2 separate regions of the Homo sapiens genome follow, and region 2 is linked to region 1. A link is an interaction called in ENCODE POLR2A ChIA-PET data of the cell type or tissue named here. Cell type or tissue: GM12878. All regions are shown on one strand.

The links. ChIA-PET counts read pairs that join two places held together with the same protein. Peaks named below come from ENCODE experiments on the same cell type or tissue, not always from the same donor. Only the 100,000 strongest peaks of a DNase experiment are listed, where the experiment ranks them.
Region 2: POLR2A ChIA-PET joins it to region 1 with 7 read pairs; 2 of 35 experiments call an interaction of 5 or more read pairs at or near these places.

What each region holds. Positions count from the first base shown.
Region 1 is chr12:76,151,234-76,153,733 of GRCh38, reverse strand. No RefSeq gene overlaps it. Among named protein-coding and RNA genes, the nearest start is that of NAP1L1, 68 kb to the right of the region's middle. In GM12878, no CTCF peak of the experiment used is centred here; a DNase peak (open chromatin) is centred at 1,353.
Region 2 is chr12:76,635,701-76,638,200 of GRCh38, reverse strand. LOC105369851 (a long non-coding RNA gene) reads left to right here. Exons shown (of 2, transcript XR_945115.3): 2 at 1,552-2,082. Among named protein-coding and RNA genes, the nearest start is that of OSBPL8, 77 kb to the right of the region's middle. RefSeq lists an enhancer at 835-2,034. In GM12878, no CTCF peak of the experiment used is centred here; no DNase peak of the experiment used is centred here.

The DNA of each region.
Region 1 (2,500 bases):
CATGCTGAAAGATGAAAGGAGAAAGTATGAAGTGTCCCTGCCAGCCAGCTCCTAACCAACAACCTGCCAACGGCCGGACATGTGAGCAAGGCCATCCTAGACCATCCAGCTTCCAGTCAAATCTCCAGCTGACCACAGACAATATAAGCAAGCCCAGCAAAGAACAGGAAAGCAAACCTAGAGAAAAGCTACACAACCAGCCTGCAGAATTATGAGTGAAATAAGTACTTGCTGTTTTAACCAGCTAAATTTGTTATGCAGCAATAGCTAGCTGATATTGCACTCAGTAAATAATTATTAATTCAGATTTCTCAGAATGAGTATGAAAATGAAAAAGTAATTATGTATATTTAGAACAAAGCAAAGAGAAATCTGCTAAATAGAATAGAAACTGGCAGACATAAGGCTGATTTTTCTTCTTGAATTAAAATAAATAAATAAATAAATGAAGCAATAGAGGCCAGGTGCAGTGGCTCATGCCTGTAATCCCAGCACTTTGGGAGGCCAAGGCGGGCACATCACCTGAGGTCGGGAGTTGGAGACCAGCCTGACCAACATGGAGAAACCCCATCTCTAATGAAAATATACAATTAGCCGGGCATGGTGGTGCATGCCTGTAATCCTAGCTACTCGGGAGGCTGAGGCAGGAGAATTGCTTGAACCCGGGAGGCGGAGGTTGAGGTGAGCCAAGACCATGCCATTGCACTCCAGCCTGGGCAACAAGAGGGAAACTCCGTCTAAAAAAAAAAAAAAACCAATAGAAACAAATTTGTAACTCAACTTTTATTTATTTATTTTTTGAGACAGGATCTCACTCTGCAGTGGTGTGAGCATGGCTCACTGCAGCTTCAACCTCCTGGGCTCAAGCAATCCTCCCACCTCAGCCTCCTGAGTAGCTAAGACTACAGGTAAGTGCCACCATGCTCAGCTAATTTTTTAATTTTTGTTGTTGTTGTTTCAGAGACAAGTTTTCACTATGTTGCCCAGGCTGGTCTCTAACTCCTGGACTCAAGCAATCCTCCCACCTCAGCCTCCCAAAGGGCTGGGATTACAGGCATGAGCCACCACACCTGGCCTGTAACTCAACTTTTGATTCACCTGCCACTCTGACCAGTTCTATGAATCTGCTGAGTTCATTCTGGGCCTCATTCAAAATAATACTGACTCCTTGCCGCATTGAAGTGTGGGGAGGACTAATAAACCTTTCTTTCTTGTTCAAAAAGAATCCTGGGATCCTTGAATGAGGTAGGAAAGACAGAGCATTATTGCTGACACAGAAGCACGTCAATGGTTTCTGCATTGATATGTAGCAACAGAGAAGCCTCTTTAGGAAAGGGATGGGCTGGTTCCGCAGCCAGGGATAGAAACTAGAGAAAGCAGTAGGTGGGTACAGGAAGTGCAGGGAGGCATATGAGTATGTGAATTTCAGACATGTTCCTATTTTTAGTGTTGGCTAGGCAGTATCTGTATTTTTGTCTGTTCAAACAGCATACCTTCTCAGGAAGGAGGATAAAAACATCGGTATATATAGGGAAGATAAAAACATAGGTTTAGCATTTGCAGCACAAATTGCAAACTTTTTAAAGATTTAACTTTTCCAGCAGCTTGTCTGCTAATACTTAATAGCCAAAGTATAGAATATAATAGTTTTGCTGAGACTAAAATATTTTACTGATTTGAAAAGACTTTCAAAGTCAGAAAAGCTTATAAAATAAATAAAATCTGTTTGTACATTTTAATAACTCAAGACTATGGTTTTTAGGGAAAAAAATTACTTTTTTCACCCAAAATCAAATTTCAGTGTTAAATGTCCCTCTATACAGTCTGCACCAATAAGTCCCAAACTCTGATTACTAGCGTTCCTAAGGCACTTTTCAAAAATTTCTCTAGCGACCTCAGCCTCACTTATGGATATTCTGACCAAGTGGAACATAGGACTCTATTTTCTTTCTTCCTTTTTTTCTTTTCTTTTTTTTTTTTGAGACAGAGTTTCGCTCTTGTTGCCCAAGCTGGAGTGCAGTGGTGCAATCTCGGCTCACTGCAACCTCCAACCTCCCTCTGCCTCCCAGGTTCAAGCGATTCTCCTGCCTCAGCCTCCTGAGTAGCTGGGATTATAGGTGCCCGCCACCATGCCTGGCTAATTTTTTTTTTTTTAATTTTAATAGAGACAGGGTTTCACCATATTGGTCAGGCTGGTTTCGAACACCTGCCTCGGCCTCCCAAAGTGCTAGGATTACAGGGGTGTGCCACCGCACCCATCCAGGTCTCTATTTTCAAAAAGGTGACTCTGTTGATGAGCCAATTTTGGAAATCATTATCAGTAAAACGCTGTCCATGAACATAATTAATCTGATTGTCTTTTCTGTAGTCATAATAGAGATTCATTTCAAAACATTTCTTTTTTACAACCTTACACAAATGCCTACTCACTGTTAGCAACTGGACTATTTCTGAAACAAATATAGCAGTCTTTGATGAAAAATAAAAATGAGTACCTGTT
Region 2 (2,500 bases), 480 kb before region 1:
ATAGGAAGCAACAGTGAAAATAAATTTGAGAACACGTGTACTTATACCATGCTGATCCAAACATCTCTGCTTGATTGAAATGTCTAGGGCACATTGGGATATAAATAATGCTAGCAAGCCACTACTTTGTGTGGTTAAAACAAGAGGATCAGAATATGATTTCATGAATCACATGGGTTATTGACATACAAACAGATTTTTTTTACAATGCTTAAAGAGGGGGAGAATAATGACAACAAATCTCACAGGAATGCACTCCATAAATGAAGTACATTAGTCACATAGTGAACGAGTTCTGATTTTCTTTAGAATCCAATTATTAGAATTTAGTTACTTAGGGGCTGGGTGCAGTGGCTTATGCCTGTAACCCCAGTATTTTGGGAGGCCAAGGCGGGTGGATCACCTGAGGTCAGGAGTTCGAGACCAGCATGACCAATATGGTGAAACCCCACCTCTACTAAAAATACGAAAAAATCAGCTGGGCTTGGTGGCTTGTGCCTGTAGTCCCAGCTGCTCGGGAGGCTGAAACAGGAAAATTGCTTGAACCCAGGAGGTGGAGGTGGCAGTGAGCCAAGATCATGCCACTGCACTCCAGCCTGGGCAACAGAGCAGGACTGCGTCTCAAAAAAAAAAAAAAAAAAAAAAAAAGGAATATAATTACTTAGGATGGAAGCAGGCCTCTGCGGATGTAAAGGATGTAAAGTCTAATAGAAGTTTGAGGTATACCTTTACAGGGGAGGCTTTCAGAAGAGATGATTTGACCAACATGGCGGAAATCCGTGGTGACACACAAGGCCCCTCACTGCTAGTGAGTGATGCTGGTGTTGGTGGGGAGGTTGGCAGAGAGTAGCTCTGGCACCCATCACCTAAGCTCTCAATCTTTCTGTCAAAATCTTGGGTTCGGCTGGGCGTGGTGGCTCATGCCTGCAATCCCAGCACTTTGGGAGGCCAAGGTGGGCAAGTCGCTTGAGCCCAGGAGTTTGACACCAGCCTGGCAAACATGGTGAAACCTCGTCTCTACAAAAAAATACAAAATTTAGCCAGGCGTGGCAGCATGTGCCTATAGTCCAAGCTACCTGGGAGGCTGAAGGGGGAGGATTACGTAAGCCCAAGAGGTAGAGGCTGCAGTGAGCCATGATCGTGCCACTCTGCTCCAGCCTGGGCAACAGAATGAGACCCTATGTCAAAAAAAATTGTTCTTAATTAAAATTCTTGGGTTTATATGTATTTTGGAGTCCAGTAGTTGAGGCCAATAACTCATATATCTAGTCTGATAAGGTATTGAAACCGTCCCTGTAAACTTTATAAATTAATCATGGAAGAAGTGAGAGGAAGAAACAAAAATATACCAAGCTTGCAGCACATGCAGCATTAATCGCTAGGTCAGCCTGCTCTCTGACCCACTCCCTCATAGTTGTTTTGTGCCTCTTGCCTTAGAATCACATAGACCCTGTTACAAGATTATAGTTCCCCTTAACTGCTCTATAGAGAACAATTTAAACATTATAAAATGTTAAGTTTTCCATTTGAGGTTTTCATTTGCTCTTTCAGGTTTTGTATACCAGTGAAACTACTGACATCACCTGGTCTGAAGGACCCCATGAAGAGATGACTCACCAAAGAATGCAGTTTCCACATCCTGATGATTTCATCCCCATTACCTGACAAAACAATGACCCCAATTTCCCAGCCCCTCACCCTCCATGACCCCCTGAAAAACGTCAGCTAGAAACTTCTCGGAGAGATGGATTTAAGGGTCTCCTCCCATCCCCTTGCTTGGTGCCCTGTGATCATTACACTCTTTCTCTGCTGCAAACCCTGCTATCTCTGTACCTGTCTGTCACTGCACAGCAGGCATATGAATCTGTTGGTCCTATAACATCGCAACGTAACATTCCCATGTGGAGGGGGATTACACTCCATGTTCTTATCACAGCAAAACATATGTCACACGTAGCAATCTATGTAAGTGTTTGGAATCATTTCAGAGCTACATAACAGGCACCATTGTGAAATGCAGGAAACTCTGAATTTCCAGTTTTGAAAAAATTGTATTGGAGCTCTGTCTCTGCTACCCACTAACTGTGATTTTGGTTCCTTAATATCTCTGAACCTTGCTTTTCCTCTGTAAAAAGGTGATAACAACACCAACCTCATGGGATTACTGTCTGGATTAAATGACATAATGTACAAAAGCACTGTAAATATCTCTGAATACATAGGCACATATTTGAAAGTTGTTCCTTAAATGTGAAATTTTAAAACCAGGAAGCTAATTATAGATAAAATATTGAAAGAAAAGTTATAAAGGAACATTTAAAAACTAAAATTTCATTAGAAAGATACATTTTAGCTTAAGGTATATTTGAAGATAAATATTACCATCACTGGGTGCCAGCATACTTATAACAATCTTACATTTTTCACCTTACAGTTTTTTAATTTAATTATAAAAGTAACACATACTTGTCATAGGAAATTAGGAAAATACAGAAACATG